Regions from separate parts of the Homo sapiens genome. Here region 2 is linked to region 1. Evidence: chromatin loops called from intact Hi-C (ENCODE). Cell type or tissue: PC-9. All regions are shown on one strand. Each heading gives the region's core, and the rest is flanking DNA. Links, peaks and the distances in the headings are about the cores only.

Region 1 (16,868 bases), core at 5,012-10,011:
TGCTGTGAGCAGGTCCAAATACAAATTACGGTGCAGGGACAATCCAGGCATCTATTTACCAGGCATGAGATGTGGGGGATTTGGATGCTTGGCAGTTTCTGGTAATTATTTCTCCAGCTGAGGAGCCCAGACAACATGCTGAAGCATGCTGGGAGCCATTTCCTTTTAAAATATTAAAAGACTTAAAGCAAGCAATTGGACAATATGGGCCAAATTCTCCTTAGGTTCATTCCTTGTTACAATCTGTGGCTTATAACAGGCATTTAATACCTATGGATTGGGAGGCATTAGCCCACTCTACCCTGTCCCCCACTGAGTTTCTCCAATTTAAAACCTGGCGGACAGATCAAGCAACAACAAATCAGGCATGCAGAAATGCTCAAGCCCAACCTCCTGTTAATATCACATCTGATCACTTGCTTGGAATCAGACAGGCATGGGGTACTCTAAATTGACAGATGGTAATGGGTGATGAGACTGTTGATCAGCTCAGAACTATATGCCTCAGAGCCTGGGAAAAAATTCACGACCCTGGTACTACTTATACTTCTTTTAACTCAGTTCAACAGGGTCCAAAGGAGCCTTATCCAGATTTTATCACCCATTTGCAAGACACGGCTCAAAAGGCTATTTTGGATTCTCATGTCAGGAAAGTGATAGTTCAGCTGCTTGCTTATGAAAATGCTGATACAGAATGTCAGGCAGAAATTAGACCTATTAAGGGAAAGGCAGATCTAAATGAGGAAAAAACTTTAAGTGAATACATTAAAGCCTGTGATGGCATTGGAGGCACTTGAATAAGGCCAGCCTTCTTGCTCCGGCAATGGCTAGACTAAGGGTAACAAAAAACATATGAGTGTTCCCCAGATCTTGCTATAATTGTGGACAGATAGGACATACAAAAAGAGAGTGTACAAAAAAGGCAAAACTTAGGAGGAAAAAGCAGGGAACCAGGTACCTGTCCCAGATGTAAAAAAGGAAAACACTGGGCTAATCACTGTCATTCAAAGTTTGATAACAGCGGACAGCCCTTGCCAGGAAATGGACAGAGGGGCCAGCCACAGGCCCTAATTCAAAATGGGGCATTCCCAATTCAGGACAGGACGTCCCTGACTACAAATGGGGTGTTCCCAGCCCAGTCTTTCCCTGTACAAATGTGCAGCAATTGTTCCCCTCCACAGCTAAAAGTGGGGCAGTAGATTTATGCTGTACTGAAGCTGTATCCCTCCTTCCTGGGGAGCCTCCTAGGAAGGTCCCAATGGGAGCTTATGACCCATTGCCAGATGGCAAGGTGGGAAGGTCCAACTTAAATTTAAAGGCAATTCAAGTACACACTGGAGTAGTGGACTCTGATTGCCAGGGAGAAATTCAAATTGTTATCTCCTCCACTGTTCCCTGGAGTGCTAATCCAGGTGACAGAATAGCTCAACTGTGGCTTTTACTGTATATTAATTTAGAAGAAAGCTCAGAAAAAAGAACAGAATAATTTGGAAGCACAAATTCAGCAGGCAAGCCTCCCTATTGGTAAATCAAGTCTCTGACAATAGATCTATTTGTATGGTCACTATTCAAGGAAAACAATTTGAGGGTGTGGTCGACACAGGAGCAGATGTGTCCATCATAGCTCTTTATCAATGACCAAAAAAGTGGCCCAAACAAAAGGCCCCAGTGGGTCTTGTTGGGGTTGAGGGTTTGCTTGTATCTCACCAGGAGAGAATCAGCTTCCTGTCTGGGTACCCACAAGACATCTTAAGTTGTGCCATGAGCCAGAACCCAAGGAAGAGGAAAAGACCTCGGAATGTCTCTGCACCCCCAGTTCATCAGATGGCTCAGATGAACATCTCTGTTGAGCAGATGGAAACCAGTAAAACTCACCAAGCAACTCCACTGACCTGGGGGCAGATGAAGAGACTAGCTCACGTTGCAGAAGAGAACCTGAGGTCTCAGAACAAGCCGCTGACCACCAGTAATCTAATGGTAGCTATGATGGTGGTAATCTCCTTGGTGTGTCACCTTGTAGCTGAGGCAGATCAAAATTACACTTATTGGACCTAAATTCCATTCCCACCACTGATTAGGCCTATTACATTGTTAGACCCCCCAGTAGAGGTTTATATTAATGATAGTGTCTGGATGCCTGGACCAACAGACAACCAAGGTCCTACTCATCCAGAGGAGGAAGGAATGTTGTAGCCATGACCTTTAATCAGATGGTCCCATTGCAGAGTTGTGTTAAACCTCCTTTTATGTTGGCAGTGGGAAAAATTAATATCCTAGCTGATTCTCAAACCATATCATGCCTCAACTGTCATCTTTTTACCTGCATTAATTCTACCTTTAATAAAGATAATAGCATGTTACTGTTTAGGGCCCGAGAAGGAGTTTGGATACCTGTTCCCCTCAATAGACCTTGGGAGGCCTCTCCCTCTATACATATTATCACTGAAGTACTAAAAGGAATACTTAATAGATCAAAATGATTCATATTTACTTTAATAGCTGTGATCATGGGCCTTATAGCTGTCACAGCTACTGCTGCTGCTGCTGGTGTTGCTTTGCACTCTTCTATTCAAACTGTGGGCTTTGTGGATAGTTGGCAGAAAAATTCTTCTAAGCTTTGGAATTCCCAAAGCCAAATAGATCAAAAATTGGCAAATCAAATTAGTGATCTCCGTCAAACAGTAATTTGGATGGGAGATTGGATTATGAGCTTGGAGCAATGTGATTGGAATACTTCTGATTTTTATATTACTTCTAGCTTTTATAATGCCACTGTACACCATTGGGAGATGATTAGATGTAACCCACAAGGAAAAGAAGATAATTTAACCCTAGATATTGCTAAACTGAAAAAACAACTTTTTGAGGTATCTCAGGCTCGTCTCAACCTGTTGCTCGGAGCTGATATTCTTGCTGGAGCCACTGATGGCCTTTCTAATACCAATCCTTTAAAGTGGATTAAAACCATAGCTGGATCAACAATTGCAAATTTTATTTTGGTTTACGTATGTTTATGCTGTTTGTTTTTAGTCTACAGATGCAGACGACGCCTTCGGAGAGAAGCCAGACACTGTGAACGAGACATGATAGTAATAGCGGTTATTAATAAAAAAAATTAATAGAGACAAAAAAAGGGAGACCTGCGGGAAAAAGAGTTTCTGGAGTGCCAGATGAGTTGGTCTCCCCCGTGTGAGACACCCATGGGGAGCCATGGGCAGCCTCTAAGGAGAAAAGTCTCCTTATTGCCTTCATGTCCTTATGCCCTGAGAGCATAACCGCTCAGTGGCATTTCACAGGTTGATCAGGGAGATAGCACTCCCTAGAAGCAGTGGAGTATAATCAAACATCTTGGTTTCTCCTGAAACCCACTCCCACCCATTTCAGTTCTGATAAGTTAAAGATCTTAAGTAGTTTAGACACGCCTTTGCTCAAGGAAATACACAGAAATCGCCACTGCTGTTCATCTTATTGAATGACTCACGAGTTCTCCTTCATTGATTAATCCTTTTCCTCATCCCTTCCTCACCCTCCCATCTGCCCTAAGAACAAAGAGCTTGTAAACCAATAAATTAGGCAGAGCCAAAGAGCTCTGGGCCTCTGACGCTCTGTACTTCTCTGACTCTCTCCTCTGAGTCTCTTTTTTTCACTTGTCTAAGTCTATCCAGGGCTCTGGGTCTGTCTGTATCTGCATTTACACCTTTCGGAGTGAGCATCTCTCTAGCTGTCCACCTCTTCCTTTCTCTGTGTGTGCCTCTTTCCATCTCTCTCTGCTTCTCCCTCTAGCAGTGTCCTGTGTCTTTCTCAGATTCCTTCTCCCTGTTTCACTGGGTCCCAGTTATTCCCTCCATCCCTTCCCACCTTCTTCCCTCCCTCCCTCTCCTTCCCCTCCTTCCCTCCCTTCCTCTCCCCCTTCTCTCTCTCTGGCACTTTGTCTTTCTTTCTCTCTCTGTCTCTCCCTGGTTCTTTCTGTCTCTCCCTTTCTTTCCATCTCTCCCTGGTGCTCTCTCTCTCTCTCCATCTCTCTTTCCTCTCCCCATCTCTCCCTGTCTCCATCTCTTCTTTGTGTCCTCTGTCTTTCTGTCTCTCTCTCTTCTCTCTCTCTCTTAATCTGTCTCAACACCCCATGTCTCCCTGGTGCTCTCGGTCTCTCTCTTTCTCAGTCTCTCTGTCTCTCTCCATTCCCCTCCCTCTCTCCTTGGTGCTCTTTGTCCTTCTTTCTCTGTCTCTCTTTCTCTCCCATCTCCCCCTGGTGCTATCTGTCTCTCTTTCTCTCCATCTCTCTCTCTACATCTCTTTCTCTGTCTCTCTCTCTTGCCATCTCTCCCTGGTGCTCTCTGTCTGTCTCTCTCTCTCTCTTCATCTCTCTCACCCCCCCATCTCTCACTGGTGCTCTTAATCTCTCTTTCTCTCTCTCCATCTCTCTGTCTCCCTCCTCCCCTCTCCATCTCTCCTTGGGGTTCCTTGTCTCTCTTTCTCTCTCTGTCCATCTCTGTCTGTCTTCTCTCTCTCTCCCTCTCTGTCTCTGTCTTTCTCTCTCTCTCTCTCTCCCATCTCTCCCTGGTGATATCTGTCTCTTTTTCTATCTGTCTCTCTCTTTCCTCTCTCTCTCTCTCCATCTCTCTCTGTCTCTTTCTCTCCTGCATCTCTCCTTGGTGCTCTCAATCTCTCTTTCTCTCTCTCCATCTCTCTGTCTCTCTCCTCCCCTGTCTATCTCTCCTTGGTGTTTTTGTCTCCCTTTCTCTCTCTTCTCTCTCTCTCTCCATCTCTCTCTGTCTCCCCCATCTCTCCCTGGTGCTCTCTCTCTCTCTTGCTTTCTGTCCCCCTGGAACCTTTGTCTCTTTCTCTCTTCTTACCCATGCTCTTTGCCCACATACCTCTCCTTCTGGCTCTCTGCCTGTGGGAAGGAGTAAGGCGGAGGTGATTATGTAATTGTCATTATTCCAGAGGGTGGGGTGAGGGATGAGGAGGAGATCAGGAAGGAATACTTTCTTTCTTCTCACCTATCCATCAACCTGGCCTCATAGACACCTCCCCCAGCTCCATGGCTACTGAATTGGGTGGGTAGGTCAGATCACTGCCTCCCTTCCCCAGGGAAGGTCAGAGAATGAATCGTACAGAACCAGAGGGATTGAGGGGCTCAGGCTGGGAGACAGGCTGCAGTCAGGTGGAGCTTCCCAAAGGAGACAGGCAGGCCTCAGGGCTCTCCCTCAGCTGCCAGAAAAGGTGAAAAGCAGTGGAATCAAGATGCCAGTGGAGGCTTTGGGGAGCTCCCAACTCAGCTGGGCTGAGGACTGAGGAATCCAGTTTCTAAAACACCAAAACAGAGACCTTTGAGAGCAGAAGGAGGGATGCCTGGCTTCCTTCCCAGCCCTCTGGCTCTGGAATTCAACAAGAGAGAAAGGGCTTTGCTGCTTGTCCCCTTTTGGGTGTGTGTGTGTGGGCACTTCTTGGTCACTATAGTGAACCTGAAAATTCCATAAGTCATTACCCCACCTACTAGAGAAAAATGCAAAAGATTTACACTCCCAGCACCTACACTTCAGCACTAGGGATCTCCTCACCCTAGCCACAGGTCTCAGTATCTCTTACCCACTTCCTGATATATTTGAGCCTGTCCCGGGCTGTCGAGGCAGGCTCACCACACTCTTTCCATCCTTCAATCTATCTATCTATCTATCTATCTATCTATCTATCTATCTATCCTTTTAATTTTCATCCTTCTGTCCATATGTCCACAAATTCATCAAAAAATCCACTAATTATTTCTTCTATATAAATATCTTTTGCTCTATTATCTATACATGTACCAATTAACTTTCCATTTATCCATCTATCCAATATTCCATCCATCCATTCATTAACCCTTCCATCATTCAACAACTTATTAATATTTACATCCACCTTTCCAATTATTATTCATCTATTTCAATCCATCCATCAATTAACCCTTCACCCATCTATTAAATCTTTCATCCATCCACCCGTTAGTCATTCTAGTCATAAATGCTTCCTTACATCCATCCATCAATCGAGATAATTTCATTAAATTTCCATTAAATTTCTAGTGCATTGGAATAAGACTCAATCCACACTTCTGGTAATCTCTAAATGTTTCTTACTACACAGTAACCCCTTTTGTGTAGGCATATCAATGTACAGGTGTGAGCTTCTGTGTACACATATGTGCATGTATCCAGAGAATCCAAGTGGTGTCTAGAAAATAGAATTAACATCCCCATTCCAGGGCAGTCTATATGGCATTCTCGCAATACCTCCTCCCACTTTCCTATGCATTCATCCACTTATTTATATATGTAAGAAGGTTCAGGTCTCCTTCCTGTAAGAAACACTCTTTACTCTGCCCCTATCATTCCTAGACTGATTCCCCTTTCCTCCAACTCAGTCTGGACTTTTGTTTTTTTTGGGGGGGGATCCTGCAGGGAGAGAACCTTACTCTCTTGATTTCTTGATTGAACCTTGAAGGTTGGGAGTGGCTTCCTTGACAGCACAGTCTAGAGCTTTCATAATCCCTCCCTATCACTGTCTAGCACAGACTTGAACACAGGAGGGGAGGCAGGCAGAAGCATGAGACTGAGATGTAGCTCTGGCCAAAGGAGAACGACAGAGGTGTAGCTCTGGCCAATGGAGAATGATGGAAGATTCTTTGATGCTTCTCCAGGAAGCCAGCTACCTACTGGAGGAGTTCCAGAAGACCAAGGGCTTGGGGGCCACAGGGGGAGGGCTACTAGGTGACTATGTGGTTATGGAGAACTCAGTCATGAGAAGATGGGCCTTACTGGGAGAAAGCTTTGGAATGGGAGAAAAGGGAAAATATTAAGAATTCACTGAGCTTTCTGGCCAGGTTTCATATTAAACTTAACGTAAGCTGGGTGCAGTGGCACACACTTGTAGTCCCAGCTACTCAGGAAGATGAGGCAAGATGATCACTTGAGCCTGGGAGGTCAAGGCTGCAGTGAGCTATGAATGTGCTATTGTACTTCAGCCTGGGAGATAGAGTGAGACCCAGTCTCAAAAACAAACAAACAAAAACAAACAAAAAACATACCAGTTAATGTGGAAGAGACTTAGAGTCCACTTGTCTAGAAACCCTAATCCTTGTCATCACTCTAAAATGTGAAACAAACATTTCACACTCTGACCACAACCACTAGGTCCCCAACTCCTTCACTGCATCACTGCCAATAGCCTGAGGCATACACTGGCCAACTAGGTCTTTGGGTAAGGTTCCAAAGAATGCAAAAACTGTAAAAGGTCAAGGCTCCCTCCTGGTAAAAGACTGTTTAAAATAACATTTCAAAATCTTGCGTTACATACAGGGAAGTTTTTCAAGAGCCATAAGAAATTACGGGCAGCTTTTCTAATGTCTCATAAAGAAAAGAGGTGGGGCATGACAGTCCAAAGAAGTGATTAAAAGCATAAAATTTACAGTCACAAGATCATACCCAGGCTCTGCCCTCATTAGCTGTGGAAGCCAGAAGCAAGTCATTTACAACTTTTGGGGCTTTACCTAACTCATTTGCAAAATGAAGATGACAAAATCAACCTCACAGACTTACAATCATGCTCTTAAAAACTTCACACAGTTCTTTTTTTATATATAAGAGAAATAGAGGTGGGCTAGGGCTATGTTTGAATTCAAACACAGACAGGTACAGGCAAATATCTGATGTTAATATGTACACAGCATGGCCCATGTGTCTGCATACAGACACCAGAATGCATGCACAAAAACATCCATACGCTTGTATGTAGTCAACCTGTTGTGCACACGTACACACAAATGTGAATATGCACATTTGTTGAATATCCACATCTAGCTGGACCCAGAAAAGCACGTCATAGACCTCCCCCAAGTGGCATATCCCAAAGCACATGTGCACTCAGGCGACATGCACAGACAGACCCAGAGACTGGCAAGCATTCAGGAACAGTGGCATGAACACACATGCACCTCATCAGGTACTCACACAAATGTGCTTGGGCAGACATAAGTTGGAAAGGATGCCCACTTATCAAGCACAAACACACACCCCACAAAGCCTGGCGCATGCATAAATTCATCTATCAACAGGGACATGCTGAAACATACATGCACACAGAAACCTCAAGCATGCACCCAGAGTGACACACACACACACACACACAGATGTATAAATAAGGGTAAAAATGGCAGAGGCATCTAGGATAAACCATTGGACAAAATGACACAAACATGCAAAAATGCACTTGCACAAAGGGCAGTTGAGGGGAAGGTTGTCTTGCAGGGAAGAAGAAAGAGAAAGACAGAAAGACAAGATCATAGACAAGGGGAGAGAGACAGGTGGGCAAAGTCCTATGCAGGTCTCCAGGCCATCTAGAATAGTATGAGAGTCTAATGCTTGCCTGTCCTCTTGCAGAAACTTAAATTGGTGAATATGGTAAATTTTATACTATGTGGGTTTTTTTAACCACCATAGAAATATATAAATATAATGAAATCTGAGCTAATCTCCAAAAAAAAAAAGGCACAATGTCACATATGACCAAAATCTGCATATGCTATCAGGAGCTCACAGACTCCCTGAGATCCACTGATTAAAGTTTTTTTTTGTTTTTATTTTTGTTTTATTTATTATTTTTATTATACTTTAAGTGTTAGAGTATATGTGCACAACGTGCAGGGTTGATAGATACATCTACATGCATTGTGTTGGTTTGCTCCACCCATTAACACATCATTTACATTAGGTATTTCTCCTAATACTATCCCTCTCTCATTCCCCCACCCCACGACAGGCCCCAGTGTGTGTTGTTCCCTGTCCTGTGTCCAAATGATCTCATTGTTCAATTCCCACTTATGAGTGACAACATGTGGTGTTTGGTTTTCTGTCCTTGTGACAGTTTGCTCAGAACGATGGTTTCCAGCTTCATCCATGTCGCTACAAAGGACATGAACTCATCCTTTTTTATGGCTGCATAGTATTCCATGGTGTATATGTGCCACATTTTCTTAACCCAGTCTACCATTGGTGGGCATTTGGGTTGGTTCCAAGTCTTTGCTATTGTGAATAGTGCTTCAGTAAACATAAGTTTCAGTAAACTTCTTCCTGGTTTAGTCTTGGGAGGGTGTATGTGTCCAGGAATTTATCCATTTCTTCTAGATTTTCTAGTTTATTTGCATAGAGGTGTTTATAGTATTCTCCGATAGTAGTTTGTGTTTCTGTGGGATTGGTGGTGATATCCCCTTTATAATTTTTTTTTTTTTTTTTTCCAAGGCAGAAGAATTTTTCTTAGTACAGAACAAAATGAAAAGTCTCCCATGTCTACTTCTATCCACACAGACCCGGCAACCATCCGATTTCTCAATTTTTTCCCCACCCTTCCCGCCTTTCTATTCCACAAAACCGCCATTGTCATCATGGCCCATCCCCAATGAGCCGCTGGGCACACCTCCCAGACGGGGTCGTGGCCGGGCAGAGGGGCTCCTCACTTCCCAGTAGGGGCGGCCGGGCAGAAGCGCCCCTCACCTCCCGGATGGGGCGGCTGGCCGGGCGGGGGGCTGACCCCCCCACCACCCTCCCGGACGGGGCGGCTGGCCAGGCAGAGGGGCTCCTCACTTCCCAGTAGGGGCGGCCGGGCAGAGGCGCCCCTCACCTCCTGGATAGGGCGGCTGGCCGGGCGGGGGGCTGACCCCCCCCACCTCCCTCCCGGACGGGGCGGCTGGCCGGGCAGAGGAGTCCTCACTTCCCAGTAGGGGCGGCCGGGCAGAGGCGCCCCTCACCTCCCGGACGGGGCGGCCGGCCGGGCGGGGGGCTGACCCCCCCACCTCCCTCCCGGACAGGGCGGCTGGCCGACCCCCCCCCCCCGCCTCCCTCCCGGACGGGGCGGCTGGCCGGGCAGAGGGGCTCCTCACTTCCCAGTAGGGGCGGCCGGGAAGAGGCGCCCCTCACCTCCAGGACAGAGCGGCTGGCCAGGCTGGGGGCTGATCCCCCCACCTCCCTCCCGGACGGGGCGGCTGGCCGGGCGGGGGGCTGACCCCCCACCTCCCTCCCGGACTGGGCGGCTTGCCGGGCAGAGGGGTCCTCACTTCCCAGTAGGGGCGGCCGGGCAGAGGCGCCCCTCACCTCCCGGACGGGGCGGCCGGCCGGGTGGGGGGCTGACCCTCCCACCTCCCTCCCGGACGGGGCGGCTGGCCGGGCAGAGGGGCTCCTCACTTCCCAGTAGGGGCGGCCGGGCAGAGGCACCCCTCACCTCCCGGACGGGGCGGCTGGCCAGGCGGGGGGCTGATCCCCCCACCTCCCTCCCGGACGGGGCGGCTGGCCGGGCGGGGGGCTGACCCCCCACCTCCCTCCCGGACTGGGCGGCTGGCCGGGTGGGGGGCTGACCCCCCCCACCTCCCTCCCAGACGGGGCGGCTGGCCGGGCAGAGGGGTCCTCACTTCCCAGTAGGGGCGGCCGGGCAGAGGCGCCCCTCACCTCCTGGACGGGGCGGCCGGCCGGGCGGGGGGCTGACCCTCCCACCTCCCTCCCGGACGGGGCGGCTGGCGGGGCAGAGGGGCTCCTCACTTCCCAGTAGGGGCGGCCGGGCAGAGGCACCCCTCACCTCCCGGACGGGGCGGCTGGCCAGGCGGGGGGCTGATCCCCCCACCTCCCTCCCGGACTGGGCGGCTGGCCGGGCGGGGGGCCGACCCCCCCACCTCCCTCCCAGACGGGGCGGCTGGCCGGGAAGAGGGGTCCTCACTTCCCAGTAGGGGCGGCCGGGCAGAGGCACCCCTCACCTCCTGGACGGGGCGGCCGGCCGGGCGGGGGGCTGACCCCCCCACCTCCCTCCTGGACGGGGCGACTGGCCGGGCAGAGGGGCTCCTCACTTCCCAGTAGGGGCGGCCGGGCAGAGGAGCCCCTCACCTCCCGGACGGGGCGGCTGGCCGGGCAGGGGGCTGACCCCCCCCCCACCTCCCTCCCGGACGGGGTGGCTGCCGGGCGGAGACGCTCCTCACTTCCCAGACGGGGTGGCTGCCGGTCGGAGACGCTCCTCACTTCCCAGACGGGGTGGCTGCCGGACGGAGGGGCTCCTCACTTCTCAGACGGGGCGGTTGCCAGGCAGAGGGTTTCCTCACTTCTCAGACGGGGCGGCCGGGCAGAGACGCTCCTCACCTCCCAGACAGGGTTGCAGCCCAGCAGAGGCGCTCCTCACATCCCAGACACGGCGGCAGGGCAGAGGTGCTCCCCACATCTCAGACGATGGGCGGCCGGGCAGAGACGCTCCTCACTTCCTAGATGGGATGGTGGCCGGGAAGAGGCACTCCTCGCTTCCTAGATGGGATGGCGGCCGGGCAGAGACGCTCCTCACTTTCCAGACTGGGCAGCCAGGCAGAGAGGCTCCTCATATCCCAGACGATGGGGGGCCAGGCAGAGACGCTCCTCACTTCCCAGACAGGGTGGCGGCCGGGCAGAGGCTGCAATCTCGGCACTTTGCGGGGCCAAGGCAGGCGGCTGGGAGGTGGAGGTTGTAGTGAGCCGAGATCACGCCACTGCACTCCAGCCTGGGCACCATTGAGCACTGAGTGAACGAGACTCCGTCTGCAATCCCGGCACCTCGGGAGGCCGAGGCTGGCGGATCACTCGCGGTTAGGAGCTGGAGACCAGCCCAGCCAACACAGCAAAACCCCGTCTCCACCAAAAAAAAAAAAACAAAAAAAAAAAACGAAAACCAGTCAGGCGTGGCGACGCGCGCCTGCAATCGCAGGCACTCGGCAGGCTGAGGCAGGAGAATCAGGCAGGGAGGTTGCAGTGAGCCGAGATGGCAGCAGTACCGTCCAGCTTTGGCTCGGCATCAGAGGGAGACCGTGGAGGGAGAGGGAGAGGGAGAGGGGGAGGGGGAGGGGGAGGGGGAGGGGGAGGGGGAGGGGGAGGGGGAGGGGGAGGGGGAGGGGGAGGGGGAGGGAATGGGAGAGGGAGAGGCCCTTTATAATTTTTTATTGCATCTGTTTGATTCTTCTCTCTATTCTTTAGTCTTCCTAGTGGTCTATGAATTCTGTGATCTTTTCAAAAAAACCAACTCCTTTATTCACTGATTTTTCTGAAGGGTTTTTGTGTCTCTATCTCCTTCAGTTCTGCTCTGATCTTAGTTATTTCTTGCCTTCTGCTAGCTTTTGAATGTGTTTGCTCTTGCTTCTCTAGTTCTTTTAATTATGATGTTAGGGTATCGATTTTAGATTTTTCATGCTTTCTCTTGTGGGCATTTAGTGCTATAAATTTCCCTCTACATGAAAAAATGCTCATCATCACTGGCCATCAGAGACATGCAAATCAAAACCACAATGAGATACCATCTCACACCAGTTAGAATGGCGATCATTAAAAAGTCAGGAAACAACAGGTGCTGGAGAGGATGTGGAGAAATAGGAACAATTTTACACTGTTGGTGGGACTGTAAACTAGTTCAACCATTGTGGAAGTCGGTTTGATGGTTCCTCAGGGATCTAGAACTAGAAATGCCATTTGACCCAGCCATCCCATTACTGGGTATATACCCAAAGGATTATAAATCATGCTGCTATAAAGACACATGCACACGTATGTTTATAGCGGCACTATTCACAATAGCAAAGACTTGGAACCAACCTCAATGTCCAACAATGATAGACTGGATTAAGAAAATGTGGCACATATACACCATGGAATACTATGCAGCCATAAAAAAGGATGAGTTTGTGTCCTTTGTAGGGACATGGATGAAACTGGAAACCATCATTCTCAGCAAACTATCGCAAGGACAAAAAACCAAACACTGCATGTTCTCACTTATAGGTGGGAATTGAACAATGAGAACCCATGTATACAGGAAGGGGAACATCACACACCAGGGACTGTTGTGGGGTGGGGGGCGGGGGGAGGGATAGCATTAGGAGATATACCTAATGCTAAATGACAAGTTAATGGGTGCAGCACACCAACATGGCACATGTATACATATGTAACAAACCTGCATGTTGTGCACATGTACCCTAAAACTTAAAGTATAATAATAATAAAATAAAAAAAAAATTTCCCTCTACACACTGCTTTAAATGTGTCCCAGAGATTCTGGTGCTTTGTGTCCTTGTTCTCATTGGTTTCAAAGAACATCTTTATTTCTGTCTTCATTTCGTTATTTACCCAATTGTCATTCAGGAGCAAGTTGTTTAGTTTCCCTGTAGTTGTATGGTTTTGAGAGAGTTTCTTAATACTGTGTTCTAATTTGATTGCAATGTGATCTGAGAGACAGTTTGTTGTGATTTCTGTTCTTTCACATTTGCTGAGGAGTTCTTCACTTCCAACTATGTAGTCAATTGTGGAATAAGTTGGATGTGGTGCTAAGAAGAATGCATATTCTGTTGATTTGAGGTGGAGAGTTCTGTAGATGTCTATTAGGTCCATTTGGAGCAGAGCTGAGTTCAAGTCCTGGATATCCTTTTTAACCTTCTGTCTTGATGATCTGTCTAATATTGGCAGTGGGGTGTTAAAGTCTCCCATTATTATTACGTGGGAGTCTAAGTCTCCTTTTAGGTCTCTCAGGACTTGCTTAATGAATCTGGGTGATCCTGTATTGGGTGCATATTTAGAATAGTTAGATCTCCTTGTTGAATTGATCACTTTACCATTTTGTAATGGCCTTGTCTCTTTTGATCTGTGTTGGTTTAAATTCTGTTTTCTTCGAGACTAGGATTGCAACCCCCATTTTTTTTTTCCTTCCATTTGCTTGGTAAATCTTCCTCCATCCCTTTATTTTGAGCCTATGTGTGTCTCTGCACATGAGATGGGTCTCCTGAATACAGCACATTGATGGGACTTGATTCTTTATCCAATTTGCCAGTCTGTGTCTTTTAATTGGGGCATTTAGCCCATTTACATTTCAGGTTAATATTGTTATGTGTGAATTTGATCCGGTCATTATGATGTTAGCTGGTTATTTTGCCCATTAGTTGATGCAGTTTCTTCCTAGCATCAATGGTCTTTACAATTTGGCATGTTTCTGCAGTGGCTGCTACCAGTTGTTCCTTTCCATGTTTAGTTCTTCCTTCAGGAGCTCTTATAAGGCAGGCCTGGTGGTGACAAAATCTCTTAGCATTTGCTTGTCTGTAAAGGATTTTATTTCTCCTTCACTTATGAAGCTTAGTTTGGCTGAATATGAAGTTCTGGGTTGAAAATTCTTTGCTTTCAGAATGTTGAATATTGGCCCCCACTCTCTTCTGGCTTGTAGAGTTTCTGCCGAGAGATCCACTGCTAGTCTGTTGAGCTTCCCTTTGTGAGTAATCCAAACTTTCTCTCTGGCTGCGCTTAGCATTTCTTTCTTCATTTCAAACTTGATGAATCTGACAATTACGTGTCTTGGGGTTGCTCTTCTCAAGGAGTATCTTTGTGGTGTTCTCTGTATTTCCGGATTTTGAATGTTGGACTGCCTTGCTAGGTTGGGGAAGTTCTCCTGGGTAATATGCTGAAGAGTGTTTTCCAGCTTGTTTCCATTCTCCCCATCACTTTCAGGTACACCAGTCAAATGTAGATTTGGTCTTTTCATATAGTCCCATATTTCTTGGAGGCTTTCTTCGTTTCTTTTTACTTTTTTTTCTCTAAACTTCCCTTCTCGCTTGATTTCATTCATTTGATCTTCAATCACTGATACTCTTCCTTCCACTTGACCGAATTGGCTACTGAAACTTGTGCATGTGTCATGTAGTTCTCATGCCAACGTTTTCAGCTCCATCAGGTCATTTAAGGTCTTCTCTATGCTGTTTATTCTAGTTACCATTCATCTAATCTTTTTTCAATGTTTTTAGCTTCCTTGTGATGGGTTCAAACATCCTCCTTTAGCTCAGAGAAGTTTGTTATTACCGACTTTCTGAAGTTTACTTCTGTCAACTCATCAAAGTCATTCTCTGTGCTTTTTTGTTCCGTTGCTGGCTAGCAGCTGTGATCCTTTGGAGGAGAAGTGGTGCTGTGGTTTCTAGAATTTTCAGCTTTTCTGCTCTGGTTTCTCCCCATCTTTGTGGTTTTATCTACCTTTGGTCTTTGATGATGGTGACCTACAGATGTGGTTTTGGTGGGGATGTGTTTTTTGTTGATGTTGATGCTATCCCTTTCTGTTTGTTAGTTTTCCTTCTAACAGTCAGGTCCCTCACTGCAGGTCTGTTGGAGTTTGCTGGAGGTCCACTCCAGACCCTCTTTGCCTGGGGATCACCAGCAGAGGCTGCAATACAGCAAATACTACAGAATAGCAAAAATTGCTGCCTGATCCTTCCTCTGGAAGCTTCGTCTCAGAGGGGCAACCAGCTGTATGAGGTGTCAATCGGCCATTATTTGGAGGTGTCTCCAAGTTAGGCTACATGGGGGTCAGGGACCCACTTGAGGAGGCAGTCTGTCTGTCTCAGAGCTCAAACACCATGCTGGGAGAACCACTGCTCTCTTTAGAGCTGTCAGACAGGGACATTTAAGTCTGCAGAAGTTTCTGCTGCCTTTTGTTCAGCTATGCCCTGCCCCCAGAGGTGGATTCTACAGAGGCAGGCAGCCTTGTTGAGCTGTGGTGGGCTCCACCCAGTTAGAGATTCCTGGCCACTTTGTTTACCTACTCAAGCCTCAGCAAAGGTGGTCGCCCCTCCCTCAGCCAGGCTTGCCACCTGGCAGTTTGATCTTGGACTAGCAGTGAGCAAGACTCTATGGGTGTGGGACCCACTGAGCCAGGTGCGGTATATAATCTCCTGGCATGCCATTTGCTAAGACCATTGGAAAAGGGCATTGTTTAGGTGGCAGTGTCCCAATTTTCCCATTACAGTCTGTCACAAAAATCCCCAACTGCTTGCACTTTGTGGGTGAGGCAATGCCCCACCCTGCTTCAGCTCACCCTCCATGGTCTGCACCCACTTTCTGACCAGTCCCAGTGAGATGAACCAGGTACCTCAGTTGGAAATGCAGAAATCACCCATCTTATGCATCATTCACGCTGGGACCTGCAGACCAGAGCTGTTCCTATTTGGCCATCTTGGAACAGCTCCTGATTAAAGTTTTCTTGATCATTGGATATCATCTGAGTGGGTGGATGGCTTCTCTGCCTTGCTCATATTTATACATTTCTTCCTTCAGGGGCCTCAAATCCGTACTGTCAGGGTTATCACCCATGTTAATGATTGATTTATAGGGCTTAAGTTAGATTTGAATTAATTCCTTCACTGAGCAACACGGGTCCTGTGGATGATTTTCCTATAATCCTGAGGATCAGGATCTTTGTTGCAAAAGAGGCATGGGCAGCAGTGGCAGAGGTCCTGGTGAGCCATCTGCTCTTAGGAGCATGGATTTCAGTATGCCACCAAATGGCTGCTTTTTTCCCTCTTCTCTCTCTTTGTCTCACTTTTTGTTTTTTGACGGAGACTTACTCTGTTTTTTAAGATGGAGTCTTGTTCTTGTCACCCAGGCTGGAGTGCGATGGCTTGATTTCAGCTTACTGCAAACTCTGCCTCCTGGGTTTAAGAGATTCTCCTGCCTTAGCCTCCTAAATAGGTGGGATTACAGGTGCCCACGACCACACTCATGTAATTTTTAAATTTTTTGTAGAGACGGGGTTTCACCATGTTGGCCAGGCTTATCTCGAACTCCTGACCTCAGTTGATCAACCCGTCTCGGCCTCCCAAATTGCTGGGATTACAGGTGTGAGCCCTTGCACCCAGCTGTCTCTTTCTCACTCTCCAAAGATTGCTGTTTCTTGAATGACTATCCAGTGGGCCCGTATATTACACCAAATAGAGTCGTTCACCTGAGTGCTCTATAGATTGGGGCCCAATGCCTGGTTGAGACACATACCAGTTGGTGGAAAGGAAGAGTCTTTTTCCTGAGCCTAGC
Region 2 (13,594 bases), core at 6,942-11,941, 130 kb before region 1:
CTGTGCTCAGAAACACGTGCTGTATGGAATCAAGGTTTAAGGGATCTAGGGCTGTGCAGGTTGTGCCTTGTTAACAATATGTTTACAGGCAGTATGCTTGGTAAATGTCATCGCCATTCTCCATTCTTGGGCACAGTGTACTGCGGAAAGCTGCAGGGACCTCTGCCCAAGAAAGCCTGGGTATTGTCCAAGGTTTCCTCCAACTGAGACAGCCTGAGATATGGCCTTGTGGGAAGGGAAAGACCTGACCATCCCCCAGCCTGACACCAGTAAATGGCCTGTGCTGAGGAGGATTAGTAAAAGAGGAAGGCCTCTTGCGGTTGAGATAAGAGGAAGGCCTCCATCCCTTGCATGTCCCTGGTAATGGAATGTCTCAGTGTAAAACCCGATCATACATTCCTTCTGTTCTGAGATAGGAGAAAACCACCCTGTGGCTGGAGGTGAGCTATGCTGGTGGCAATGCTGCTCTGTTACTCTTTGCTACACTGAGATATTTGGGTGGAGAGAAGCATAAATCTGGCCTACCTACACATCTGGGCACAGTACCTTCCCTTGGACTTATTTGTAACCTGGATTCCTTTGCTCACATGTTTTCCTGCTGACCTTCTCCCCACTATCACCCTGTTCTCCTGCCGCATTCCCCTAGCCGAGATAGTGAAAATAGTAATCAATAAATACTGAGGGAACTCAGAGACTGGGGCTAGTGCAGTTCCTCCGTATGCTGAGCACTGGTCCCCTGGGCCCGCTGTTCTTTCTCTATACTTTGTCTCTGTGCCTTATTTCTTTTCTCAGTCTCTTGTCCCACCTGATGAGAAATACCCACAGGTGTGAAGGGGCTGGCCCCCTTCAGAGACCAGCCTGGGCAACATGGTGAAACTCCATCTCTAAAACAAAATAGAAAAATTAGCTGGGCATGGTGGCGCACACCTATGGTCCCAGCTACTCAGGAGGCTGAGGCAGGAGAATTGCTTGAACCTGGGAGGCGGTGGTTGCAGTGAGCCGGGATTGGGCCACTGCACTCCAGCCTGGGTGACAGAGCGAGACTCCATCTCAAAAAAAAAAAAAAGGAAAAAAAAAAAAGAGTTAGCCAGGGCCTGGGAGGAAGTGGGTCAGTGAGGGCGAAAGGTTGGCTTGTGCAAGGGCCTGGGCGTTGGGTTGTGTGGGTGGGGCTTCAGGGAGGGAGGCCTGGAATCCAGGACCTGATGGGATTTCAGGAGCAGTTTCGGGACCCTACTTGCTGGACGGTGGATCGAGTGGGTGGACTGTGTGGGAGGGCTGGAGATCAGAGGCAGAGCAGGGGTTATACCCAGAGGTGGAGCTTGGGGAGGTGGAGTAGCAGACAGAGCTCCGTGTGTGGGCCAGGCTGTGTGGGAAAGGTAGGGTTCCCTGGCAAGTGGGTGGCTGGGGCTCTGGGGCAGAGTTCTGGGAGGACTGTTAGCTGGGCTCTGAAGCCAGCATGCAGTGGTGGACACGGTGGGCACAAAGCAAGACTAAGCAGGTGGAGGCGGGAGCGGTGGCTCACACCTGTAACCCCAGCACTTTGGGAGGCCGAGGTGAGAGGATTGCTTGAGCCCAGGAGTTGGAGACCAGCCAGGGCAACACAGCAAGGCTCTGTCTGTACAAAAAATAAAAAATTAGCTGAGTGTATTGAGTGTGGTGGTGCACGTCTGTACTCTCAGCTATTGATAAGGCGGAGGTGGGAAGATCGCTTGAGCCCGAGGTCGGGGCTGCAGTGAGCTGTGATTGTGCCACTGTACGCCTGGGCGACAGAGTGACTCTGTCTCAAAAACAAACAAAAAACTAAGCAGAGCTGGGTGCAGTGGCTCACGCCTGTAATCCCAGCACTTTGGGAGGCCGAGGTGGGTGGATCACTTGAGGCCAGGAGTTTGAGACCAGCCTGGCCAACTTGGTGAAACCCTGTCTCTACTAAAAATACAAAAATTAGCTGGATGTGGTGGTGTGCACCTGTAATCCCAGCTACTTGGGAGGCTGAGGCAGGAGAAATGCCTTGGACTCAGGGGGCAGAAGTTGCAGTGAGCCAACCGAGATCATGCCACTGCACTCCAGCCTGGGTGACAGAGCGAGACTCTGTCTCCAAAAAACAAAACAAAAACAAAAAAACCAACAATTAAGCGGGTGGGATCTGGGTCGGGATTCAGGCAGGCTGCGTGGACCTCGTGGGCCACGTGGTGGGATTGGCCTCCGTGTGGGTTTGTGGGTTTGGCTGTGGAATCCTGGTGCCAGCAGGAGGCTATATCAGACCTGGGAGGCGGGACTGGAGGTGGGGTCGTGGTTCCCTGCTCTGGGGTGAGGCTGGAACACATGGGCACCTCCACGCTGCTGTGTGGGTGGGCCTCACCTTGAACTTTCGGGTACTTCATGAATGCCAGGAAGGCGTGGCGCAGCGTGGTGCCCACCGTCTCGGTGCCGCCAAAGAGCAGGTTATGTGTGGTCATCAGCAGGGTATCCATGTGGAAGTGGCTCAGCGGGTCCTCCTTCTTCTGCCGTGGTAGAGGGGTGGGGATATGAGCCAGGGATGGAGACCCCTTCACTCTAGACCAGTACAACTGCTGCTGGGGGCCCATTCAGTCCCAGCTGGGTTTAACTTTCTTTCCCTGGGAGAGCTGGGGAACGCAGAAGGGCAGGGCAGGGAAAATCTCAGCTGCAGGGCCTACAATTAACTTCTTGGATAGAGCTTGAATGACTTCTTGTTTTTTTAAAAAATACATTTTATGTATGTATGTATGTATGTATGTGTGTATGTATGTATGTATGTGTGTGTATGTGTGTATGTATGTATGTGTGTATGTATGTCTGTATGTGTGTATGTATGTATGTGTGTATGTATGCATGTGTGTATGTGTGTATGTATGTGTATGTGTGTGTATGTATGTGTGCATGTATGTGTGTATGTGTGTATGTATGTATGATGTATGTATGTGTGTATGTGTGTATGTATGTATGTATGTGTGTGTGTATGTATGTGTGTATGTATGTGTTGTAGAGACTGGGTCTTACTATATTGTCCAGGCTGGTCTCGAACTCCTGGACTCAAGCGATCCTCCTGCCTCGGCCTCCCAAAGTGCTGGGATAACAAGCCTGAGCAACTGCCCCCTCCGCCCTGCCCCACCTCCTTTGATGACTTCTTAATGAGCTGTAAGTTGGCGGTGGCTGCGAGTGGCTCCTGGCTCCAGCCCAGCTGGGCCAGATGCTTCAGCTTCTCCAGGGAGAAGGTCCCCCAACCCTGCCCCATCTGGGGTCCCTGTGGGTTTGAGGCAGGGGCAGCAGGAGAATTTCAGGTCAGACTAGAGGTGGGATTTCCAGGTAGGGATTACCTCTGCCATCTTGGTGAGGAAGCAGTGGATGAAGTCCCGGGGAGATCTGGGGTCTAGCGAGGCCTGGTGGTCGTGGACGCTGTGGGCGATGAGGTCTCTCAGGCACTTGAAGTTCTGGAAGATGCGTTGGTGCGGCCCAGGCACCCAGTTCAGGAGGCTCGGGAAGATGTCGTACAACTGGGGACCAGACAGAGTAGGAGGGTTTTGGAGGAGGACGAAGGGTGTTCAGGGGCGAATGGGGTCAGTGTGGATTAGGTAGGCAGGGACAGGGTCTCAAAGGGCAGCCAGGTCCGGGGTGGGGGTTGGGGCTGAGGGGGAGTGGGAAGGAGGCAGTGGCGGCCATAAATGCTCAGTGGAGGGGAGTGGGCGTGGCCGTGTAACTCTGGGTGGGGTCAGATGGGAGGGGGCGGGCCCTGGGCGGGCCATTCACAGCCCTTTCCCCGCCCACTGTTTCCTCTCCATTCCTAGATCCTGCGGACCCCACACCCTGCCCCTGCTGGACTCAGTTGGCTGACCTCGCCCCAGGGGCTGCTCATGATTTGAAAGTTGTCATTGATAAGGCGGATAATGGTGAGCAGACGCTCATCATCATAGTCGAAGCGGCTGCCGAAGAGCACGGAACAGATAATGTTGGACCGTGAGCGACTCAGCACAAACGTGGGGTCAAAGGGCTCGCCTGAGGGTGAAGAATGGAATGGGTCAGGAAGACGCGATGTGCAGCACACCAGACCTCATGCAGCAACACCATTAATTTGCACAACATCCGACTCAACCATGGCAACGTGTCTTACGGTGCAAACACGGGCACATGGTCACAACATGCTGCTTAACAACACCCCAAAAGCATCTGTCAATGCCACAGACAGCACCGAACCCACAGCTTCCTGCAGCACATCGACAGCAACAACGCCCAACCACAGAACAGGTTGGCAACACACACACAGCACGCGACATAGCACAAGGCAATCATCAGGCATCACGGAACACAACAACACAGGGCAACAGAACACCCAGCAAATACGATCACAGTACATGCCAACACACGACACGCAGTGACCTAATAGCCAGCCCGGAAACATCCCAAGACACGGTAACCACACACCAACACGTAATGCCAGCATACCGCTACATAATCCTGCCACACAACACACGCTAGTACACAGCAACCCAGCAGACAGCACAGAACACACGATGTGGCATCACAACACATACAGTCAAGGCAGCAGAACAAAGGACACACTATGCAGCAACGCAACAACGTTGGCAGCCAGCAGATGACACAATGCAAAATCACATGCAGTGCCTGACAACTCTACAATCTCACCCAGAAATATCTCAACACAACACGTAGCATCTGGCCGTCCAACAGCTGAACAGACCATAGTAAATACTGAACAACACATTTCTTTCTTTCCTTTTTTCGAGATGAAATCTCGCTCCGTCGCCCATGCTGGAGTGCGGTGGCACGATCTCAGTTCACTGCAACGTCTGCCTCCCAGGTTCAAGAGATTCTCCTGCCTCAGCCTCCCAATGAGCTGAGATCACACCCGGCTAATTTTTTTGTATTTTTAGTAGAGATGGGGATTCACCATGTTGTCCAGACTGGTCTCGAACTCCTGACCTCAAGTGATGTGCCCACCTTGGCTTCCCAAAGTGCTAAGATTATAGGCATGAGCCACCGCGCCTGGTCTAGTTTTTGTATTTTTTGTAGATACAGGGTTTCACCATGTCGCCCAGGCCGGTTTCGAATTCCTGAGCTCAAGTGATCCACCACCTTGGCCTCCCAAAGTGCTAGGATTACAGGCGTGAGCCACCATGCCCGGCCAAAACAGCATATTTCAACACAGCACCCAGGACACAATAGCACAGCCCAAAAAACCAGATCTGGAGTTAGATGGACGCGGTTTGAATCCTCGTTGGTCTCTTAGCCTTGGTGTGACTTGGGCAAACTGACTTCCTTTTTCCGAGCCTCAGTCTTCTCATCTGTAAAATGGGCCTGATGGCACTCCTCTCATCCTGGGGCTACTATAAGGAGTCAGTGAGTGTGTGACTGGGAGTCAGTGAAGGGCCTGACCCATTGCAAGGCTGTTACAGATCATGGTGTTGTGGCAGGTTGTAATGCCCCCCAAAAGATGTCCAGGTCCTTATCCTTACAACCTGTGAATTTGTTACCTTACATGGTAAAAAGGACCTTGCAGGTGGGATTAAGTTGAGGATTTTGAGATGAGAAGTTTACTCTAGACTGTCTGGCTGGGCCTAATGTAATCACAGGGATCCTTTTTAGAGGGAGGCAGGAGGGACTGAGTAAGAAAAGATAATGTAGGCTGGGTGTGGTGGGTCACACCTGTAATCCCAGAATATATTGGGAGGTTGAGGAAGGAGGATTGCTTGAGCACAGGAGTTTGAGACTAGCCTGGGCAACATAGCAAGACTCCCTCTCTATAAAAAGTTAAAAGAATGAGTTGAATGTGGTGGCACATGCCTGTAATCCCAGCTACTTGAGAAGCTAAGGCGGGAGAATCAGTTGAGCTCAGGAGGTCAAGGCTGCAGTGAGCCAAGACCATACCACTGCACTCCAGCCTGGGCAACAAGAGTGAAGCTTCATTTCAAACAAACAAACAAACAATCAAACAAGTAAACAAACAGACCCCAAACTATTATTTTACTTCTGGGGCCCAGAATTCCAAAATCAGCTTCACTGGGATAAAGTCAAGGTGTCAGCAGGGCTGGTACCTCCTGGAGCCTTGATAAGAGGATCCATTTCCTCGCCTTTTCAGCTTCTGGTCGCCCCTTTATTCCTTTGTGCGAAGCCCCTTCATCCATCTTCAAAGCACATCACTCCAGTCTCTGCTTCCATCCTCACATTGTCTCTCTCTGGCTCTTCCTGCACTCCTCTTTTTTTAAAATTAATATTGCCACATTATTTTAAATTATGTACAAAGACCTAACATGTCACTCAGGGACCATTTCACCCACTGCTCTATTTAGCCGCCAGTCTCTTCAGCAATGGTGAGGGTTTGGTGTACACATTATTTCATCACCCAGGTAATAAGCATAGCACCCGACAGGTAGTTTTTCGGTCCTCACCCTCCTCCCATCTTACCCTCAAGTAGGCCCTGCTGTTTGTTGTTCCCTTTTTTGTGTCAATGTGTAGTCAATGTTCAGCTCCCACCTATAAGTGAGAACCTGTGGTGTCTGGTTTTCTGTCCCTGCATTAGTTCACTTAGGATAGTGGCTTCCAGCTCCATCTATGTTGCTGCAAAAGACATTATCTTGTTCCTTTTTATGGCTGTGTAGTATTCCATGGTGTATATATACCACATTTTCTGTCTTTCTCCTTCCTTCCTTCCTTCCTTCATTCCTTCTCTCTCTCTCTCTTTCTTTCTTTCAGACAGAGTCTTGCTCTGTTGCCCAGGCTGGAATGCAGTGGTGTGATCTCATCTCACTGCAACTTCTGCCTCCTGGGTTCAAGTGACTTCTCCTGCCTGAGCCTCCCAAGTAGCTGGGAATACAGGTGCCCGCTACTATGCCTGGCTAATTTTTTTGTATTTTTAGTAGAGACGGGGTTTCACCATGTTGGACAGGCTTGGTCTCGAACTACCGACCTCACGTAATCCACCCACCTTGGCCTCCCAAAGTGCTGGGATTACAGGCGTGAGTCACCACGCCCAGCCCACATTTTCTTTATCCAGTCTACCACTGATGGGCATTTAGGTTGATTCCACATCTTTGCTATTGTGAACAGTGCTGCTGTGAACAAAGGTGTGCACGTGTCTTCATGGTAGAACGATTGATATTCCTTTGTGTATATACTCAATAATGAGATTGCTGGGTCGGATGGTAGTTCTATTTTAAGTTTTTTTAGAAATCACCAAACTACTTTTCACAGTGGCTCTTGGCTTAAATTTGGAAGCAGAGGTACACTCCCTTTACACCTGATTTTTAAATTTCTTTTCTCCTTGATCAGATAATATGTTGACACTATCCAAAATTCAAAAGATACAAAATGATGGAAAGTGAAATTTCTTCAACCCAGTTTCCCTTGCCAAGTTGATACTAATGTTACCAGTTTCCAGGTTATTCCATACACAAATATACAAATAGTAACTTACTATATCCACTGTATCTGTCAGGTTGGGTTGGAATTTTTTTTCTTTTTCTTTTAAGACCGTCTCACTCTGTCTTTCAGGCTGCAGTGCAGTAGGGCAATCTTGGCTCACTGCGACCTCTGCCTCCCGGGCTCAAGTGATTCTTGGGCCTCAGCCTCCTGAGTAGCTGAGATTACAGGTGTGTGCCACCACACCTGGCTATTTTTTGTATTTTTAGTAGAGACAGGGTCTTGCCATGTTGGCCAAGCTGGTCTTGAATTCCTGGTCTCATGATCTGCCCACCTCAGCCTCCCAAAGTGTTGGGATTAGAGGTGTGAGCTCCTGGCCATTGTGCTGGGTATTCTATTTGCCCTACCATCTCCACTCTCCACCATGACCTGTCTTTTAGAAGGGTGGCCTCTATAAACTGTACCACCCATGCTCCCTTCACCTCTACATTAAAAAAATTTTTGGGTTTGGCCAATGGAAGTTTGAGAGAAGAGCAATGTCAGATTATTTTGCTTGGCTGTGTGATAGCAATGGTTGTATTCCTCTGCCAGAAACCATGCCCTCCTGCTGGGGGCTCTCTTTTACCCCTATACAATCAGTCTCGGTTTCGGAAACTACTCCCTCTCACTGCACCTTTCAACCTAAGGATGATGATGGCGTCTCCTTATTGTAAGCCATAGAGTGCTTCAACGTCTTGTAGGGTTCTTTCACACTGCCCTCCACTTTGTAAAAAGTCCCTCCATTGGCCAGGCGCGGCGGCTCACACCTGTAATCCCAGCACTTTTGGAGGCCGAGGCGGGCGGATGACGAGGTCAGGAGATCGAGACCTTCCTGGCTAACATGGTGAAACCCTGTCTCTACTAAAAACACAAAAAATTAGCCGGGCGTGGTGGCGGGTGCCTGTAGTTCCAGCTACTCGGGAGGCTGAGGCAGGAGAATGGCCTGAACCCGGGAGGCGAAGCTTGCAGTGAGCTGAGATCGCGCAATTGCACTCCAGCCTGGGCGAAACAGCGAGACTCCGACTCAAAAAAAAAAGTCCCTCCATTAAGCACTCATATTTTTCTGCTGGGGTTCTGATGGACCAAGTCTATCAAATGAATGCATCATAATTTGTTTAACCAATATCTTGGTGCATATGTTGGTTTCCTATTTTTCATTATGTAAACAGTTCTTTGATGAATCTAGGTGATTTTGCACACTTTCTTGTACATCATAGGAGACATTACTAGAAGTGGAGTTAACTGAATCTGAGAGTATGTTCTTTTGTAATTTAGAGAAAAGCATTCACATTACTCTCCTCTGAAGCTGTACCAATTTATAGTTCCACAAACCGTAACTGAGAGTAAGGATTGCTCTGGGAGGCTGAGGTGGTAGTGGATACTAGCCTGGGCCCTATAGCGAGACACCATCTATACAAAAACATTAAAAAAAGTTCTACTACTAGGGTGTGGGAGAATGCACCTGTGGTCCCAGCTGCTTGGGAGGCTGAGGTGGGAGGATTGCCTGAGCCAGGGGGTTAAGGCTGCAGTGAATTATGATTGTGACACTGCATTCCAGCCTGGGTGACAGAGCAAGACACTGTCTCAAAAAGACAAAAAAACCCACCCCAAACAACCAACAAAATTGGAGGCCATGATTTCACACCCAGTGATCCTAATAGCTCAAATTTTGAATTAGAGACTGTGGTTTTAACATCTGCTAAATTCCTTATGTTGAGGAATCACTGAGTCAAAGGTTTCAGCCTCTTTCCAAGGGGGAGAGCACGTGGACAATTACATCTCATGCAGGCATTTGGTTTTATGGACTCACGTGCTTGTTACAAAACCAGACACAGCTTTAGGGCTTCTTATTACCTTCCCCCACCCGTCCTTGGTAGAAGAGTCAACAAATGACATCTAAGCTGCCAACACATATTGGAAAATGTTTGAAACTTGAGATCTGTGGTTTATTATGAAACAGGCAGTGCCCTGGAGTTTGAATTTTTTCCCAGTTGGTCTTAGTACCCTGTCTGCAGATTGAGGGGAAAGGGCAGGAAGGGGAGTAAATGTAGTTAAGAGCATAGCCTCAGCTGGGTGTGGTGGCTCACGCCTGTAATCCCAGCACACTGGGAGGCCAAGGAGGGTGGATCGCTTGAGGTCACAAGTTCAAGACCAGCTTGGTCAACATGGTGAAACCCCCATCTCTACTAAAAAATACAAAAGTTAGCCAGGTGTGGTGGTAGGTGCCTATAATCCTAGCTACTCGGGAGGTTGAGGCAGGAGAGTCACTTGAACCCGGGAGGCAGAGGTTTCAGTGAGCCGAGATTGTGCCACTGCATTCCAGCCTGGGTGACAGAGTGAGACTGTCTCAAAAAAAAAAAAAAAAAGCATAGCCTCTAGAGTCAAACAGATCTGACTACTACATCTGTGCTAGGTACTTTCAGTGGTTGAATCTTAATGATTCTGACTCTGTTTGCTCACATGTAAAATGTGGATGATCATAGAACCTTTATCACAGATTTGTGAAGACTGCATTGCACACTCCATGAAAAGTTATCCTTAGCACAGCATCAGGCACAGGGAAGCTCAACGCCTTGAAGGTGCTGTTTTTATTTCTAGGTCCCTAAGATCTTCCTCGTCCTCCTTATGGCTCCCCCCTTTATTCTCCATATTTGTTCCTTCCTTGAAAGTCAAGGGTGCAGGAAGAAGATGATATCCTGGAGGCCAAGCCCACACAATTAGGACATGTGGTGGACATTCACCTGTTCTTAGATCCACTGCTGCTCTTCCTCTGCTTGTCTATCACAAGGGGCTGACACCTGCACACTAATTCTGTCTTGAGGGAGACTGTGTAGGGGAACATGGCCATTTGAGTTCATTAGGAAAGGGTTTTGAGGTCAGGACATGGGTATCTGGTGTACATGGGAGTTTGGTGGCCTCTATTGTAGGAGGCTTTGGAAATGTGTATTGTTGGGAGGTCCTGAGGGAGGAAGTTTGGGATGAACATGGAGATTCTAGGCTGTGGAGGAAGATGTAACATGGCTATTGGAGGATTCTGGGACCTTACCTTGGTACCTTGGTACCTTGGTAATGAGGACATCTTCAGCTTTATTTTTATGTATTTACTTTTTTTTGAGATGGAGTCTCACTCTGTCACCCAGGTTCGAGTGCAGTGGCGTGATCTCAAAATACTAAAAATTAGCTGGCTGTGTTGGTGGGCACCTGTAGTCCCAGCTACTTGGGAAGCTGAGGCAGGAGAATCGCTTGAACCTGGGAGGCAGTGGTTGCAGTGAGCTGAGATCACGTGGCTGCACCTCAGCCTGGGTGACAGAGTGAGACTCTGTCTCAAAAAAAAAAAAAATGTTCATCCCTCAGCTGCTCAGCCGGCAGTCGTTCTTTTCTCAGTAGCTGTTTTCTCCTCAGCTTTGTGGAGTCTTTCCCTCAGCCTGTGCAGCTCTGTATTCAGCCAATGATTTGAGGCCACTGTAAGCAGCTCTTTCCCTTTGGAGCTCTTTTTGTAAGCAAAAGCTCAGTTTCTTACGTAAGAAAACCCAATTCCCCTTGAGGAAGAGAAAGAGCTGGAGTCCTTTAAAATTAACTGCCTGTTTTTCTGTGGCTAGGGAGCCTTATCTCTCCCTTTGCCAGGCATTGTGAAGACTCTGTTTCTCTAGCTGTGCAGCTGCAAGGTCACTAGACAGATAATCTCAAGTCGTAAAATATGCCGTTCCTTGAAAAGTAAGAAATGATGTAATGCATGTCTCTACTGAATAAGTGTCTTTGTTTCTCGCTTCTGTTGTATGCTTCCCCCTGCACAGATCTCTTCCTGCCCCAGAAATGCTTAAAAGGTAACTGGACTCTTTGTTTGGGGCTCAGTCATTTTGGATGTTGATCTGACTGGGCCGGTGCACCTAAATAATAATAAGAAATCCTCCTCAACCCCTCAGTCTCTCTGATTCCTAAATTATCTCACTGCAAAGGCAGGAGAATTGCTTGAGCCCAGGAGTCTGAGACCAACCTGGGCAACATAGTGAGACCCTGTCTCTACAAAAGATTAAAAAATTAGCCAGGCATTGTGGCGCATGCCTGTGGTCCCAGCTACTCGGGAGGCTGAGGTGGAAGGATTGCTTGAGCCCAAGAGGTCCTGGCTATGGTGAGCTATGATCACACCACTGCCTTCCAGCCTGAGTGACAGAGCAAGACCTTGTCTCAAAAAAAAAAAAAAAAAAAATTGGGCTGGGCATGATGCCCCAGGCCTGTAATCCCAGCACTTTGGGAGGCTGAGGTTGGTGGATCACCTGAGGTCAGGAGTTCAAGACCAGCCTGTCAAACGTGGTGAAACCCTGTCTCTACTGAAAAATACAAAAATTAGCCAGGTGTGGTTGTGTGCACCTGTAGTCCCAGCTACTCGGGAGGCTGAGACAGGGGCCTAGGATTAAATAAGGAGTTTTGGCAAAACTAGGCTGGAACTCCAAAACCTGCTACATAAGTACTCACGAGGGTTGCTAGTTATTAGTATTATTACTTTGTTGTTATTTGGCTCTGGTCAGATTTCAATTAACGTCACAATAGGATTTAAACATTTCTTTTATTATTTTTAAGATTTTAGGCCAGGCGCACTGGTTCCCAGCACGTTGGGAGGCCGACGGGGGTGGATCACCAGAGGTCAGGGGTTGGAGACCAGCGTGGCCAACACAGTGAAACCCCTTTTTTACTAAAAATACAAAAAAATTAGCTGGGCGTGGTGGCATATGCCTGTAACCCCAGCTATTCGGGAGGCTGAGGCCAGGAGTTTGAGACTAGCCTGGGGAAATAGTGAGACCTTGTCTCTACCAAAACAAAACAAAACAACCAACAACATTAGGCCAGGCGTGGTGGCTCACACCTGTAATCCCAGTACTTTGGGGGGCTGAGGCGGGTGGTGGATTGCCTGAGGTCAGGGGTTTGAGACCAGCCTGGGCAACATAGTGAAACTCTGTCTCTACTAAAATACAAAAATTAGCTGGGCATGGTGGTGGGCACCTGTAATCCCAGCTACTTGGGAGGCTGAGGCAGGAGAATCGCTTGAACCTGGGAGGCGGAGGTTGCAGTGATCCATGATCCGGCCATTGCGCTCCAGCCTGGGTGACGAAAGTGAAATTCCATCTCAAAAAAAAAAAAAGTTAGCTGGATGCTGGATGTGGTGGCATGTGCCTATAGTCAGCCACTCAGAAGGCTGAGGTGGGAGGATCACTTGAGCCTAGGAGTTCAAGGCTGCAGGGAGCCGTGATCATACCACTGCACTCCAGCCTGGGCAACACAGCAGACTCTGTCTCAATTAAAAAAAAAAAAAGCGCAGAAGAATATTGGTTTATGGAGAGTATTATTTTAAGTTTTAGAAATTTTCTATGCAAAACAAACAATGGAAAATAAGAAATGCATTACTCTATAATAAAATATAGCCTTTTCTCTCCCATATATATATATGAGTGGATAAAAACAGTCATAACTTCCTACACATTTAATCCTCTATACTAACTCTCATACCCACTTACCACTCCCTCAATGACAAACATACCAAAAAGATGCTAAATAAATGAAAACAATACTTTGTATTCTTAACTATGTAAAGTATTGTACTTAACAGGTATTTTCTTGGCTGACTGGTTCTCCATACCCAACAAACACAGTGATGTCAACTCTCACCACTCATATTAAACAATATAGCCATTGCTGTAAAGTACAAAAGAGAAATGCAGTACAAATTGAAAAGGAGGAAATAAAACTTTTATTCATCGCTGATATTATCAGATACATAAAATCCCAAGGAGACAAAAGCTACTACTAATGAGATTAGAAGGATCCCAGAAACAGACACAGACGTGCACACACACCTCCCCACAGACACAGATACACACTCACAACACACTCAGAAGTACATTTTATTTTATTTTGAGACAGTCTCGCTGTGTCACCCAGGCTGGAGTGCAGTGGCTCCATCTCAGCTCACTGCAACCTCCGCCTCCTGGGTTCAAGCGATTCTCCTGCCTCAGCCTCCCCAGTAGGTGGGATTACAGATGTGCACCACCATGCCCGGCTAATTTTTTGTATTTTTAGTAGAGATGGAGTTTCACCATGTTGGCCAGGCTGGTTTTGAACTCCTGACCTCAAGTGATCCACTCGCTTTGGCTTCACAAAGTGCTAGGAT

The links. Peaks named below come from ENCODE experiments on the same cell type or tissue, not always from the same donor. Only the 100,000 strongest peaks of a DNase experiment are listed, where the experiment ranks them.
Region 2: it touches region 1 in a loop (19-fold over the local background); 3 of 110 quality-filtered maps call a loop at or near these places.

The regions. Positions count from the first base shown.
Region 1 is chr19:40,955,583-40,972,450 of GRCh38, forward strand. No RefSeq gene overlaps it. Among named protein-coding and RNA genes, the nearest start is that of CYP2B6, 27 kb to the right of the region's middle. In PC-9, for the core only: no CTCF peak of the experiment used is centred there; a DNase peak (open chromatin) is centred at 7,159; H3K27ac peaks cover 3,149 bases.
Region 2 is chr19:40,822,761-40,836,354 of GRCh38, forward strand. It overlaps the pseudogene CYP2F2P. Among named protein-coding and RNA genes, the nearest start is that of CYP2A6, 21 kb to the right of the region's middle. RefSeq lists enhancers at 3,622-4,123, 4,124-4,623. In PC-9, for the core only: no CTCF peak of the experiment used is centred there; a DNase peak (open chromatin) is centred at 9,311; H3K27ac peaks cover 1,284 bases.